2 separate regions of the Mus musculus genome follow, and region 2 is linked to region 1. A link is a loop called in an ENCODE intact Hi-C map of the cell type or tissue named here. Cell type or tissue: left cerebral cortex. All regions are shown on one strand. Each heading gives the region's core, and the rest is flanking DNA. Links, peaks and the distances in the headings are about the cores only.

Region 1 (8,581 bases), core at 148-8,147:
AAGGGTGGTAGACCTCATATTAAATATATTGTAAAACTCTATGAAAAGGGAATTCAGTGGAAAAATAAATAAATCTGGATTGTATCAGTTTGACTGAGGTTGAAATCTAATTCCAGGGGAAGCCAATGCTTTTAAATACGTTGCATATTTCATTCTTATTGGCCAATTGCTCTGTGGCAAGCACCTGGATTGGCTGTATCTCCAAAGACCCTGCTTTCACTAGGTTCTCTGTTCCTCTGGAAAACCAGGGTAGGAGAAGAGAATGGGTGCTGACTCTGGGTTAGTGAAAGAGAGCAAAGAAGTAGCTTCCTGAAGTCAGCAGGAACACATATAGAAAAAAAGAGAGATTCTACTAAAGGCAGTTGTGCTTGCTACGTTTCCCATTCATGTGATCAAAAGCAAAACAAAGGAATTTAAGAAAGAAAGGGTTTATTTTCAGTCATGGTTTAAGAAAAGATGTAGTTCAGCATAGTGGGAAGAATGTGGGCAGGGCCAGGAGACAGCTGCACACTTTGTGTTATCTTTGGGGGAAGTAGAGAGAGGGATGCTCCTGCTTAGCTGCATTTCTGCTCTTTCCTTTTTTATTTGGTTCACGATCCCAGCCCATATAATGGTACCAACCACCCTGAAGGTAGGTCTGATCTTTTTTAAAAGTGTAATTATTTATTTATTGACATCTCAAATACTGCTCCCCCTCCAGGTCCCTCCTCACTGAGTTCCTCTCCTGCATCCCTCCCCCACCTCTTTCCTTCTCCTCTGAGAGGGTAAGGCTGTCCCAGGGTATCTCCCCACCCTGGCACATCAAGTCTCTGTCAGATTGACAGCATCCTCTTCCACTGAGGCCATGCAGTAGGGGACAAGGGGAGGTGTCCTGGGTCTACAATCCCTGCATGTTTTTTGGTTGGTGGCTCAGATTCTGAGAGCTCGCAGGGGTCCAAGAATTGAATAATCCAGTAATCTGTATAAAATAAACTCTTTGGTGGAATTAAGAAAACTGGCAATAATGAGAAGAAAAGGCAGCATGTTTAAAAACAGGACAACAACACAAACACACTCTGAAGAGAACAAAGTTTAAAAATAAAAGAATCTCTTTGAAGAGTATTGATCTTTCCAATATACATAGGGAGCTAGAAAAATCCCACCTAAATAGGACAGCAGGTAGCAGAGCCAGGTGCTATCACATTCTTCAAGATGGTTCAAACTTTGAATGTTTAACTTTATCTTAAAAGTAATGTTTCCTATCCCGTTGGATCTCCAGATATGAGCTTTTTAAAGGGTTTGTAAAATCCTCTACTTGATGCTTGTTTCCTGTTCTCAGTCTTCCACACTATTTCTATAAAAGCAATAAACTAATCATCATAGAATCTATTTCCAACCTATGAGCGTTCTTCAACTGGGCAAAGCCCCTGAAACTTTCTTTGCAGGGAGTTTGTAGAGTAGAACCATCTTTCCTAAGAAGTGGCTCGTGTGTATGGTAGAGATTAACTACTGTTACCTTAACAGAATGCAGTAATTGCCGTGTGTGTGTGTGTGTGTGTTCTTTGTTGTTCTGGATGACTGGGCAAAGCAAAGGTCTAGCTGAGGGTCTGCAGAGGTTCCACAAAAAGGTGCCTGAACCGCACACTGGGAAGTGGCAAGCACAGGACTTGCACTCTAGCAAGCTTCAGCAAGGGTCAGGGTCATCTGAAGAAGTTACTCACCCCACAAAAAATGTTCTTTACACATTTATTCAAACAAACAAACAAAACAAAGCAGAAGCAAAAAGAACCCCCCCCCCCAAAAAAAAAACCAAAAAGCAAAAACAAAACAAACAAACAAACAAAACAAAACAACGTTACCATGAGCTGTCATTATAATGTTCCAGAATGGTACATTATCTTCTTGCAGACACGCTAAATACATCTAGGATGAACTTGCTTCAGACAATGACTTCTGAGACTTTGTGGAAAACATAGTTTTCCAGTTTGATTTCCCTGAGAAGACTGTCAGCATCCTCCTCTTTCATCCCGCCTGTGATACCTACAGCCTTCCTCAGGGTTAACTGCCTTGGAATGACACTGCGAGGGAAAAGAAAAACAGTACAGATTTTAACATGAGACAAAACCCACATATGACCCAGAAGAAGCTGCAATCAAGATATTGATAGAAAGAATCTTAATCCAATAATTCTAAAGATGATAAATAACAGACATTGAGTCAAACTATCCAACATTGATATACAATTTAACATATGTATTCTTATTTATTTATGTTGGATAGTTTTCCATGAACTAATTTTTATTATCCCTTGAATATTCATTATCTTTCACTTTGTGTTTTATATAAAATATAAAAGAAAAAGGAATTGTAACAGCAAAAGTGAGTTTAAGATTCCAAAACAGAACAAAACAAAACAGATAGGCAATGCTGTATTTTTTATTCTATTGCATTGGCTCTTTTTAGCTTCCAGTGCTACACAAGGCAAACTGCTCACACAGTTAACTACAGTGACCCAAACCAGAAGCCCATAAAAGTGGGTTAATATAAAAACAGAAACATCATCACTTCATTGTTACAAAGGAAAATAAAATCTTTTACTTGACTCCACTTGGGTCATGAACCTTCAGATGATGGAACCTATTTCTAAAATGCAGAGAAATCAATGTATGGATGTATGTGAAAAATTAAATATTTAGTTAGTTGCAAATATATACTTTGGTTTATATTTGTTGAGCTGGTTATTTAATTGTCAAGTTAAAATAGTATATAATCTGGGAAGAGAATCTCATTAAAAGAAATTTTACATTAGATAGGCCTGTGGCCATGGCTGGGGTAGGAGCACCTTTATTAGGTGAATTCGTGAGGGAAGACCCAGCCACCTATGGGCGGCTCTATTTCCTAGGCCCGGGAACCTTAAGTGCCTAAGAGTGGAGAAAGTCAGCTGAGCACAAGTGAGGATCAGGAAAACATCTGTGAATTCCTTTCTCCAGCTCCCGACTGCCTATGCTGTGACTAGCTGATTCAAGTTCCTACAACACTGACATTCCTGAAACAATGGACTGCTTGTCATTATCAACCAAGTGAATCCATTCTCTTCCAAGTTGCTTCTTATCAGGGGAATTTAAAGCAGCGCCAGAAATGAAGCACGGACATGTTATATATGACATTAGATGAAATAAAAGAGACTCAATAAACAAGAGAGAGATGTCACGGAAATAATCAATTGTAATGCCAACACTTTTCAAGTTCCACGTTTGTAAGAGATATAGCTATCCAATAAACAGACAGAAAAGGATAAGTTTAAGGTAGAACCGAGGGACGACGGTACTGTTATTCTTGCCCCTTCTATTGATTTTATGGTTAGATTTATGTATTGTTTCTGTGTGTGCATGTACATATGCATGGACATAGCACATGGAGATCAGCAGTAATTGTCACATATCTTATCAGTGGCATTGTTACCATCAAATGTTTTGTAAAATAATAGTTATAATGAAAACGGTTCTATTGCTTGTCCTGTTTATCATAGAAGTTCACATCCTAGAACACTGCATAGGACAGAGTGAAATGTGAGCTGTATGAACCCGAATCATCAAGGAAGCCAATGACAATGTGAAAGGTCACATACGACAGTTGCCAGTGAATGAGAGCTTGTCATAAAAGGTGTGGTAGAACTGTGTTTCCAGAATCCCTGTCACAGACAAAGCTGCTAGGCATTTCCTTCTGATGCAGAGCTGCCTTAAAGATACGCTGTTTTCACAAATAACACAGACAAAGCTATATGAGCAGTTTTCAGATATGTGTTACACAATGCCTTCTTGTTGTGCTATCGCTGCCGTTTATTGGGTTTGAGGGACAAGGTTCTGCACTGGGCCCAGGGTAGGCTTACTCTTTAAGCAGTTGTCTTTACCCCGGTGGACAGGGGCTGGGATGACAAGCCCGAGCCCGGAATGATCAAGCCTGAGCACGGAATGATCTCTGCAATCTTGGTAATTGTAACATACCTTCTGATTTCTCACCCTGTTTTCAAAAATCATTGGTAGTTTTAGTTATATTTCAAATGACTACTGTGAGCTGAATCACAAACCATCACTAATGCAAGTTTTCGGTGGGATACTAATTTTTCTGTTTTATCTTCTTTTAATTTCTTCACAAAAAGACTGGTATAGGCCTAAGGGGAAATGTTAACCATGTTTATTCTAGCCAACAGGCACAACGTGGAGAACTGACCAGTACACGCTAAGAACTAAGTAGAATTTTCGTGACTTGACTCATAGGTCTGCAGAGTACTTTGAGTAGGAAGCTATGACATCATTCTTTAAGCTCCTGTTTTCTGTAGAAGAAAAAGGAGTGATGCTGCCACCTGGTGGCCATAAATTATAAGAGCAGGATGATGTTTCCCTTTATGCACATATTTCTGAGGAAACAGGGATATAAAAACGTATGGATATCACCGAGGGCCCTAGCAATCAAATGACAAATGAGATACTTTTATGAAACAAATGCGTAAAATGTCTCCATACTGGGGAATGTTTGCTACGTTTTGTTGTAGATTTTATTTATTTTATCATGTAAAATAAAAGACTTTCTTCTCTCACACAGTTTTCTTCTTTCAGGTTAGGTTTGATGGCTATATTATCAAGCAAACCAACTTTATTTATTCTTTATCACTATCCACACTTCTATTTATAAATAATTTCTGTATAGTGAGGTAAAGAAAGCTCTGTTCAGGAAAAAAAAAATATATCATTGGTACCACAGGTATAGAAAATTTGTCTTTGGCAGAAGAGTATAAAGGTAGTTTTCAATGCTTTTCATAGCTTGAATAACTGAGAATCAAGTAGTGGAGAATGGAGGCTCATACCTATAATTCTAGCAGCTGGAAGGCTAGGATCTGAGGATGTTAAATGGTAAAAGAGCCCTGCCACTAGAGGGGATGCACGTGTGGCTACTCTGTCACATGTGTGTCAGTAGGTGACAGAGAAGAAAGAGCTTATGTCTACACTAGATGTTCTGACTTGGAACATCTGAATGATTAGCAGCCTAATACTCCTTGGGGAAAAAAAAAAGAGTCTGAGATGACCACCAGTGCAGTACCAGAGAGGTCTAAGTGGGCTCCCAGAATGGTGAACAAGTCAAAGGCTAGAAGAACCCCACCTAGGACCTTCGGCTGGAGTGAGATTAAGATGGACAACCCTCCCAAGGGGCCACGCCTACAGGCTGAGTGAGTACGGAGACTGAGATACCAATGGACAGCAACACGGGGGCTGTACAAGGAGCTAGCCTGGACTGTACAGGGAGCTAACCAGTCCAGTATTGTGCAGTCCTGGGGCAGGCAGACCATGATCTAGATGACCCCTACACAGCACCATTAAACATGAGCAAAGCAGAACACTCTTGTGACAATTCTAGAGATCATCCCAGATACTCAAAGATAACTGGTGCCACTAAGAGGAACCAGTAAGTAAAGAAATGGAAGAAAAAGAGAAACCAAGGGATGTGGGTTCGATGAAGAGAGGCAGAACTGGAGCCCAGAGCTTAGTGAGGAACAGCTTAAGCCTGATGTGAGTTGTCAGTGATGCTACCTGGGAACATGGTGGGTTTCTTGCCTGTGCTGTTACTGGGGACCACATATGGATTCACGGCCATGCAACAACCAGGGATCTGTTACCACCAAAGGCCAGGCAGATACCCATGGTTTGGGCTGCCACCCAAGGACATGTTAATCTCTGAGGGCTGTGCAGAATGGGCCCCAGCCCTCACCTGTGCATCTTGGGGGAAAATGATCCTATAGGTAGCAGAGCTGGCCCTGTACCTAGCCAGTTCCCATCCTGGGAGAGTGGGACTTGAACATTGCCAGAGCTGTGGGTGAGCTGGACCTGAGCATAAGAGCAGAGGAGAGCTGGCCCTACCATTCATCTCCTTTGAGATGATGTGAACATGAGAGAGATACCCTTCCCCCTCCTCCATCCTTACCACCTAGAGCAGGGCAGCAGAGCAGGCCCTGCAGGGTCATCAGAGCAGAAGACTGGCCCTGTCCCTCACCTGCTGCAGCGGGAGAGCAGGTCCTGTACTTCACCTGGCCAGTACAGCGGAGCTGGCCCTGGATATGGGGGCTGCAGGTGAGCTGTTCCTGAGGGTATAAGTGCAGGAGAACCCACCCTGCCTTTTATCTTCTGGGTTGTGGCACAGACGATGAGGGAGGGATCACTTTCTCTCCTCCAGCATCCCTTGCCATCTAAGAGAAGTGGGAAATACAACTTTGGGTCATGATAGTAGAACTGGCCATGTCCCTTGCCAGCTGCAACACTTGGGAGAATGGACCCTCTACCTCCCCTGCACACAAGGTCGAGCTGTCCCTGGTAGCAGGGGTTGCTGGTGATCTGGCCATAAGGATCTAAAAGCAGGAGATCCATCTGGCTGACCAGCTCAGATACCTCTCAGACCCTAATCTAGAGCTTTGAAATTGCCCACTCAACATCAGTCCCATTGGTCAATTAACTGCAGGAGTGCATGAAGGGACTGATCCTATAATTCCAAAACTGCAGGATCTTCTTGACACAGGGAAGCAGCAGTATATCTGAGAGGAGTCTGAGTGAGGCTCCAATACTGATAGGGTAACAGAAGCCAGAGGCCTCATACCTAACCAGATTTGGAGTCATTACAATGAACATTTGCAAGTGAAGAAATGTAGACAAAAGGGTATACCATGGGACACACTGTGACTCAGAACTGCTTCCACAACAAGATTTTGATTTTATCTCTGTTGGGGAGAAAGTTACAAGAGTAAAGGGGGCTGGGGTATGAGAGGGGTTTGGGTGCATGATGTAAAATTCACAAAGAACCAAAAATGATGGAGAAGGAAGAGCAGAAGCTAGGTAGAGAGTTAGAAAGGACAGAAAGAAAAGGAACAGTCTCCTATTCTGAGAATGCCTCACTGGATGAATTTTTGTCACTCTGTTAACAGTACATCACAAATATTTCACCTTGCTACAACTCGGTTACCATGTCATCATAAAAGTGGCATTAGCATTGGCCTCACAATTGAGTTAGAAGCAGTAGTCAATTCTTTCAACAATGACAACAAAGGCTGTTGTTGTTTAATATAAAAGATGTGTGTTGTCTCAGTCAAAAGAATGATCATTTAATGTTCTCTTTTGTAGAATAAAGCAAAACATAAGGAGCAGTGTATGAACACCTAGAACAGCCAACTGGATGACAGATAGGACACTGTAATGAGTATGTATACTTTCAGGGAAGTGTGTTAGGAAAATTACAAAGACGAAACACAAACATAAACACATATGCACATATACATGCACACATGTACACGCATACACACAGTATGACAATTTCACTGTGACAAAATTCCTCAGGCAGTAAAGTGCTGGTTCAGCAAGCATCACATCCTGAGGTCAGATATGCAGCACCCACAGAAGAGCTAGCTATGGAGCTACATTGCTTCAACCCAGTGTCGGGAGGAATAGTGTCTCTGAGGCTTGCTAGCCAGCCTATCCAAACTGGTAATCTCCAGATTCCACGAGAAACCTAACTTCTAAAAAGAAAGAGAATGGTGATAGAGGAAATGGCACCATCCACATCAGGCCTACACACATAAACACCAGACATACACACAAACACACATACAGACACACACACACACACACACACACACATACACACACACCAGATATACACACAAACACACACACATCAGACATGTACACAAACACACACACCACACAAGTATACACAGATATACACAAACACACACACACACCAAACATACAACAGCGACATACACATGCACACATACAGGCACACACACACACAAAGACACACACACATCACAGGCACACATAGACATACACAAACATACATACATAAACACACACCACACATACAACACCCGACATACACATGCAATACACATACAGACACACACAACATCTTGCCTACAGACACACATACACACACAGACACACACACATATACACAGAACATCTGGCCTACATATACACATACACACATAGTTGCACCCACTCCCATATACATGCATGCACAGATATACTACACACAATACAGTGTGAAAACATCTCACCAAACAGGAGAAGATTTTGAGATTAAAATAGAGAAAATGTTAAATTTCATGTGAACTATTTTCTCAGGAGGCAGGAAAAATATACTTGTAAATGTCTGAATTGATTTCACATTTATGTCCAACCTCACAAATTCAGTGATGATATTTTTTTAAAGAATGGAGTCTAGGAAGTAGGATGGACACTTCACTGGATCTTCTTGGTACTGAGTGGCCATTTCTTCATGAAACAAAATAAACTTGTACACCTCTGTATTCAAATGAAGTTAACCACAGAGCACAAACAGAATCATAGGTTCAAGCTTTGTATTTTGAAATAAGTATTCACTGATTAAATGGGACTTGACAGATTTAATGAGAAACTAAAGGTGACCTCAAGCCAAATTTCCTTATTTATTCTAAACAATGGTCAGCTCCTTTCAGGCAAGATTAGCAAGCTAAAGGTGTTTGAAGATAAATTGTGCAATCTCTCTCTAAAATAATGTTTAACGATAAACTTTTTAA
Region 2 (8,581 bases), core at 438-8,437, 1.0 Mb before region 1:
GAAGCTCCATTCCTATTGGTTAGCTTTCATAGTGCTGAAAGATGCTGTGCATGAGGAGAAAGTAATTAAAAGTCTTATGCAACTAAGAACCCTTCATGCTATAATGAACCAACTGGGAAGATATGCCCATTGGATACATAGTGCCACAGATATTGTAGGAGTAAACAACCATTTTCTGTCCAGAGTTAAGGCACATTTCAAAAAGTTGAAATGTATATCTGACACCAAATTGAGATCTTGGTCCCTAGAGAAGAACTTACTGTTACTACTTTGATAAATAGACATACTATTAAACTGACTTCTAATGATTAATACAAAAGATTAGTAAATTTCTCAACACTCAAAAGAGAAGCCTCTCTTTGCAACTCATGTCACAGAATAGTGCTAGGAAGATTTTAAGATCCAAAATTAGTGGGTAAATCCAAAGAAAACGTGTTTCTAGGATACAGGAGGGACATTGCACCTATGAATTCATAACACTTGATTGAGACACTATGCCTCACATTTGTGCAGGCTCACACCAAAATCCAAAAATGTTTAGTGGAGTTCGACATGAAGTCCTACTTCTAGCTAATAAGTTACTGACAACTGCCTTTAATGGATGACCCCTTGTGAGTTGGACAAGCTACAGGGGAATGTGATTCATGTCAAAACCAAGTTTATTTGATGGGTTTAAAACTCATTAAGACAAAAACAAAAAACAAAAATAAAAACAAATAATCTCATTAAGACACAGAGAGGTGGGGCAAGGGAGAGAGAGAGATTAAGAATTGGGTGTGTAGAAAAGGGGAGAAGAGACAGGAGAAATCAGGGAAATGAATTATTAAAATACATCTTAAATTCTCAAACAACTAATAAAAGTGAGGAAAACATTGTATGTGTTTCTTTTTTTTTTTCCATTTTTATTAGGTATTTAACTCATTTACATTTCCAATGCTATACCAAAAGTCCCCCATATCCACCCACCCCCACTCCCCTGCCCACCCACTCCCCCTTTTTGGCCCTGGTGTTCCCCTGTACGGGGGCATATAAAGTTTGCAAGTCCAATGGGCCTCTCTTCCCAGTGATGGCCGACTAGGCCATCTTTTGATATATATGCAGCTAGAGTCAAGAGCTCCGGGGTACTGGTTAGTTCATAATGTTGTTCCACCTATAGGGTTGCAGATCCCTTTAGCTCCTTGGCTACTTTCTCTAGCTCCTCCATTGGGAGCCCTATGATCCATCCATTAGCTGACTGTGAGCATCCACTTCTGTGTTTGCTAGGCCCCGGCATAGTCTCACAAGAGACAGCTACATCTGGGTCCTTTCAATAAAATCTTGCTAGTGTATGCAATGGTGTCAGCGTTTGGATGCTGATTATGGGGTGGATCCCTGGATATGGCAGTCTCTACATGGTCCATCCTTTCATCTTAGCTCCAAACTTTGTCTCTGTAAATCCTTCCATGGGTGTTTTGTTCCCAAATCTAAGGAGGGGCATAGTGTCCACACTTCAGTCTTCATTCTTCTTGAGTTTCATGTGTTTAGCAAATTGTATCTTATATCTTGGATATGCTAGGTTTGGGGCTAATATCCACTTATCAGTGAGTACATATTGTGTGAGTTCCTTTGTGAATGTGTTACCTCACTCAGGATGATGCCCTCCAGGTCCATCCATTTGCCTAGGAATTTCATAAATTCATTCTTTTTAATAGCTGAGTAGTACTCCATTGTGTAGATGTACCACATTTTCTGTATCCATTCCTCTGTTGAGGGGCATCTGGGTTCTTTCCAGCTTCTGGCTATTATAAATAAGGCTGCTATGAACATAGTGCAGCATGTGTCCTTCTTACCAGTTGGGGACAACAGAATGAATGGCTACCACAAGGGATGAGTTTAAGAATGACAGCTTTCCTGATAACCATCCACTGTGGAAAGAGTGGCCAGCTTAACTTATCAATATAACTATTCAATATAACTGTGCTGGAGTGAACAATGTTTCTCATGTAGATTGTAGCAGTTACATTACTAAATATCCCAGCTTTCATCATTAACTCAGAAATGAGAGTAAAGTTCAAAAAATTCTTAGAGCATGCCAATGAGAAGGTTTAATATCTCTTTGTCTGTCCTGTCTACCCTGTCTCTGCACCCCCCTCTGTGTGTGTGTGTGTGTATGTGTGTGTGTTTGTGGGTGTGTGTGTGTCTGTGTGTATCTCTCCATCTGTCTCTCTGTCTCTGTCTCTCTATCTCTCACTGTATGTGCCTGTATATGTGTGTGTGTGTGTGTCTGTGTGTGTGTGTGTGTGTGTGTGTGTGTGTGTGTGTGTGTGTGTGCATGACAACTAATGCAAAAAGTATAGAGGCTATACATTTGAAAGAGACCAAGGAGGATTATATGGAGTATTTTGTAGGGAGTAAAGCTATAGTGCAAATTATGGACTTTTATTATAATCTCAACAACTAAAAGAATAAGAAAAAACAGAACATGTATCTTTTCTCCTCTACTTACTACACATTGTCAGGTCTGAGCTATGTAATTACTGTGGAATAGTATCAACTGCAGAAGTATACCTGTACAAACTTGTAGCACTGTTTTAATATTATTTATGACTTTGAGGAAGCTCCTCAGGATACTTAATGATTTTTCAAGAGTAGTGATTTAAGAAGTCCCCAAAATACCAACTCATCTGAACATAAAGAATATATTTATTTTTACATTGACTTTCTACATAGCTGATATTCTCTAAAATTCTAACTGCAATTATTCCTCACCCTTCCTTAAGAAAAATGTTGATAAAAATTCAGTTTAAGTATAGTAGCATTTTTTTTTTATTTCTCAGGTCCAAAAAGAAGTATACATCTAAATTTATCAAACATGGAATTTACAAGATTAACATTATGAAAATGAATTTAGTTTCAATCTCCACAGATATTCATTAGTTATATCCATTCTCAAATTAAATAATCATATTGATGCATCTGTTTCCTGGAGCAGAATATTTCTATCTCATAGATGTGTGTTTCTATCATGAACCTACCTATTATCAACCTACCTCTAATTGATCTATCTGACATCTATCAACCTATTATGTCATTTGTGATCTATCTTGCACAATAATAGTCTGTATATAAAATAATACGTTGTGTGATTTCTGATCACATTACAACAGTGGTTTCTAAGTAACTCCTGTTCAAAGATTATCCAAAGAATATTACAATTTCAAAGCCCTCCTCCAGGAAGGTGTCAGTTTCAGATGTATGTATTCTCAGGTTCACATGATCATTTCAAGTTGTCAGTTTGTCTGATGAACATCATGAAGGGATAGTGTAGTATATCACAGCATCCCAATGTGTATTTCTCAAATCACTCACTGGATTCTAATGCGAACTTCCCACATGACTAAACACATACTTACTTGCCATGTGCATAGATTCTTTGGTGAACTGTGTGATTTTTTTTATTTAGTCCTTGTGCAAAATTATTCATGTCTTATTTTGATGTTTTCTTATATCCAGAAGTTCTTCAACAGATATGTGATTTGCACATATTCTCATCCCTTCCTCACACAGTACAAACTTCCCTTATCCTTTTGTGCCCTTCTCTTCTATATGTCTCACTGAGCTCATCTGGGGTTTCTTGTCAAGCTTCAGTGGAAGCTATTTGCTGCAGCAAGTGACTATACTGCTCAAGAAAGTGATATTACCTTCCCAGAGAGTGTGGACTGACAATTGTCCCTCCAGAGAGGGGTGTGACCTCATGGGTCTCTAATCCGGGATAAAATGTCAGTGTGCCGAATGCTGCATAGATAACCACAGCTGCTACTTCTGTTTTGCTCAACAAACAAGTTGAAATCTAAATTGCCATTTAGATGTTTATTGTGACAACTGTACTCTTGGCATTTGATTCACAAAATAACTAAAATAAAACCACAGACATATACTGAGATCTTTTATTCTAGGAATTTTCTAGTCTTGGTTTTACAGTTTTTGTCTTTAGCAATATATGACTGAACGTAGTCGGCAATTTTTGTAATACAAAACCAAACAAGATTTTTTAAATTCCAAACAAGATTTTTAAATAACACATTACGCTGAGTTTGCATGGTTGTCCACAGACAACTGATTATATGTGTATATTTTTCTTTTTTCTTATTAATTTAATTTAATTTAATTAGTTGGTACTGGAAATTGAATACAAACTTCATGCATCCAGTCTTCACTACTGAACTAAATTCCCTCCCCCCATTATATGTCTTATCTTCAGATAGTGTATCTCTAAGCTGTCCAGGCTGGCCTTAAAGTCAATCTATAGTCAACATTACCTGTGGATTATAATCTACCTTCATTGATTACTAAGTAGATGGTATTATAGAACCAGAACTATCATTAAATTTTATGAGTGACAGGTTTGGTTGGTTGGTTTTTAACTTTAGTCAGTAGCCCCTGATGCTGTTTGAAGTTTGGAAATCACAAGGGGGCACTCTTTCTCTAATTACACCATGAAAAAGGCCAACATTCACAGAAGACTAATTTTAATTTACTAACAGTACTATTTTGGGAACTTCATGAATGAGAACAATAACTGTAGCATGCACTTTTGTGATCATTCTCCCTCCCACAGCTCCTAAGGTGTCACCTTTTCCAAACATGATCTCTTCCTTAATTATTATTAAAGATAAATGGATATGTGTGTTTTAGCTTTCCTCAGTTACCAATACTTCTTTGAGCAGAGTGGAGGTTTTGTGAGCTTTCTCTGTGAGGTTTGACATGTTCATTGTTAGTCTATCATCCTTGTTCAATTCACGTTCAAGATTATTTTGGGAGACACTTGTACTCTGACAAATTACTTAAGGAGAGTTTGTCATGTATAGTTCCAGTTTTTTGTTTTTACCAGGGATTTTGTTATATATTCTATGGTTCCTGGAGAGAACATTATTATCACAAGTATTATAATTTCATATAAATAATTTGTACATAAATACACACACATGAATTTGTACATCGATGCACACATATGTATATGTGTGTGTATACACATATATTCATATGTCTATATGTGCATATGTGTATATACACATACATGCATGCATATGTATTTATTTGCCTATATGTATATACACATACATGCATGCATACATACACACTTACATACATATATGCAGATACGTAGACATATAGATATGCATATCTGCATATATGTAGATATAAAGGTATATATATGTGCATGTGTATATATGCACAATTTGTATATGTGCATATGTGTATACACATATAAATGTATATGTTTATAAACCTATATTTGTACATATGTATCAATGTAAGCAAAATAATTCTCATGCTTTTTAAAATCACCTGTGGTGTTCTATAGATTTTATTTCTCTCTAGACCCTGTCTTCCCAGAAAAAGTACCCACCCATTTCTTTTCATTTTTTGTTTATAGCACCTGCTTTCAACTGTCACCATCCCCATTTGTACAGTTCTACCCTCACACATGTTGCTCCCATTTTACTCCTGGTTTTTCCAATTTTTTTTAAGAATATTTTTCTCATAAGTCATAAGTCACATTGATACACAAATAACACTAACAATAATACACTTGGAATACTTGTGCTTCTGTTCACTACAGGCAGTCAGTTCATAAACTTATATATAATATGACTCACTAAAACTCCCATTTTGCAAAACAAATATCTTTTATTCTATAATAAATGTTTCAACTTTAACTAAAATTCGATATTTTTCTTTTCCAATCATTAATTATGAATCTTTTGGTTTTAATTTTAAAACAAAGTTTTACTATGTAGCATACACAATAAAAATAATAAAATATTTATAAAACTATTTTAAGACTGACATAATAATTTGTATTGATTCCATCTCTCTCAATGTTAAGTATCCATTTGGTGCTTAGATTTTTTTAAATTTTCCAAATCAAACTGTCTATACTCCAAGCTAAAGATTGATATTCTTGATCAGGTGCACATTAAGGTGGATTGATGAGCAACCTTTTGAGTAATCAGCAGATTTTCATAGTTACTGTACAGGTTTGCACTCCCAGCAACAATGGATGTGCTATCACTTATGTTTCTGACCTAGATCTGACAGGTGTGAGATGGAATAATAAAGAAGTTGTGATTTAATGGAAGGATGGGTACAGAAAATGCTGTTCATTTACACATTGAAATACTATCCGCCTATAAAGAATGACATCAAGAGTTTTGCAGGCAAATGGATAGAACTAGGAAATTTCATCATGAGATAGGTAACCTAGACCCAAAAGGCCATGCATGGTATGTACTCGCTAATAAGTGGATATTAGCCAAAAATGTACAGAATAACTAGGATACAATCCATTGAAGTTGAGAAGGTTAACAAGGAAAGAATGCTTCAATTCCACTTAGGAGCGAGAAAAAGCAATCACTGGAGGCAGAGGGAGGGAGGGACATGGGTGGGAGAGGAGAGGGGAAGGAAAAAAGAGGAACATGATCAGGTATTGGACAGAGGGAAAAGGAGAGAATTAATTGTAGGCCAGCAGAAAGAATGGAAATATGCAACCTCAGGTGGTGAGAGGATGGGGGGAACATCTAGAAAGTACAAGAGACCTGGGAGGTGAGAGACTCTCAGGACTCAAAGGGAGGGACCTTAGATGAAAAACACAACAGTGGGGAGAGGGAACTTGTAGAGCCTACCTCCAATGAAAAGGCAGGGCATCAAGTGGAGGGATGCGATTGCCATACAACAGTCAAAAACTCTGACCGAGGATTGTTTCTGTCTAAAAGGACTGCAGGGACAAAAATGGAGAAGAGACTGAGGGAAAGAAATCCAGTGACCAGTCCAACTTGAGATCCATCTCAACAGGAGGCTCCATGCCTGGCAATATTACTGATGCTATGGTGTGCTTCAGACACGGGCCTAGCATGGCTGTCCTCCAAGAGGTCTAACAAGCTGCTGACCGAGACTGACACAGATAATTACACCACAGCATTAGACTAAAGTGGGGGACCTCTGTGGTTGAATTAGGGAAAAGCTGGAAGAAGCTGAGGAGGAAGGCAAATCCATAAGAAAACCAACAGTATCAACTAACCTGGACCCCTGAGATCTCTCAGACATTGAGCCACCAACCAGGCAGCATGTGCCTGGTCTGGCCTTAGTGAGAGAAGATGCACCTAATCCTTAAGAGTCTTGAGGCCCCAGGGAACGGGGAGGCCTGGTGAAGAGGGTGGGGTAGTGTGGGGGTGGTGTTGGTGGTGGGGATATTTTCTTGGAGACAGTGGGGAGGAGAAAGGGGAGGAGGGATTGTGGGAGGGCAAACTGTAAAAAATAAAAATAATTAAAAAAAAGAAGTTGTGATTTGCATTTCCATTGTGGATAAGGATACTGACCATTTTTGTTTATTTGTTTGTTTGTTTCTCAGCTATTTAGATTCCTATGTTGAGAACTCTTTAAATCTGCATCCCATTTTAAATTGGATTACCTGTTTTATCAATTTATTTGATATATATATATATATTCCCTGTAGATGTGAAGGTGGTAACAATATTTCCCCTTTCTGTATGCTTCCCTTTTGTTCAAAGGACAGTGTCCTTTGTCTCATAGAAACTTTTCGGTTTCATGATGTTCCATTTACTAAATGTTGATGTTAGTGCCTGTGCTAACAGGGTTCTGCACATAAGGGTGAATGCTGTGCCAGTATGGTATTACCACTTTCACTTCTCTCAGGTTCAGTGTATCGGATTTTCTGTTGAGGTCTTGATACATTTGGAGGTCAGTTTATTTCTAATTTCTCTATAAAAAGTCAGATGACTATTCTTGTGTGGATTCATATCTGGGTCGTGACATGATTTTATTTATACAAATAATATGCTGTTTTTACTATAACTTTGTAGCACAACTTGATAGTTTTTCATGATTCAGAATTGTTTAGCTTTTCCAGGTTTTTTGTATTTGATTTCTTTTTATATGACGATGAGAATTGTATTTTCAAGATCAATGAAGAATTATGTTGGAAGTTTGATGGGGAATTTCACTGATTCTACAGAATACTTTTAGTATGACCTTTCTTTCTTTCTTTCTTTCTTTCTTTCTTTCTTTCTCTCTCTTTCTTTCTTCCTTCCTTTCTTCTTTACTTCCTTTCTCTTTCTTTCTTTCTTTCTTTCTTTCTTTCTTTCTTTCTTTCTCTTTCTTTCTTTCTTTCTTTCTTCCTTTTGTTCTTTATTTCTCTTTTTTCTTTCTTTCCATCTTTCCTTCCTTTTCTTTTCTTTCATTTTTTTCTTTGTTAATTCTACAGATCCATGAGCATGAAAGAACTCTCTATTTTTTTGTTTCCCCAAGATATTTTACATTGTTTGTGGCTATTGTGTAATATACTCAAAGAATACTTCATCTTACCATAAGGACCATTGATCAACCATGTTTATTGCTGCTTTATTCAATATCTATTAACTAGAAACAACATAGATATCCATAAACAAAAGAATGGATAAAAAGGTAAAAAGGTGGTAGATTTATATAATAAAGTAATACTCAGCTCTTAAAAGAGAAATGACATTATAGAATTTGCAGTCAATGTGATGGAACTAGAAATAAATCATGCACAGAAACATAA

What was found. Hi-C counts contacts between places; a loop is a spot of excess contacts. Peaks named below come from ENCODE experiments on the same cell type or tissue, not always from the same donor. Only the 100,000 strongest peaks of a DNase experiment are listed, where the experiment ranks them.
Region 2: a loop joins it to region 1, with 9 times the contacts of the local background. A loop is called at or near these places in 10 of 42 quality-filtered maps.

What each region holds. Positions count from the first base shown.
Region 1 is chr8:63,873,297-63,881,877 of GRCm38, forward strand. Gm24580 (a small nucleolar RNA gene) reads left to right here and starts at 4,900; the gene lies at 4,900-5,030. In left cerebral cortex, for the core only: a CTCF peak has its summit at 4,339 (motif pointing left); DNase peaks (open chromatin) are centred at 243, 435, 2,953, 3,691 and 3 more places.
Region 2 is chr8:62,875,160-62,883,740 of GRCm38, forward strand. No RefSeq gene overlaps it. Among named protein-coding and RNA genes, the nearest start is that of Spock3, 72 kb to the right of the region's middle. In left cerebral cortex, for the core only: a CTCF peak has its summit at 4,448 (motif pointing right); a DNase peak (open chromatin) is centred at 4,505.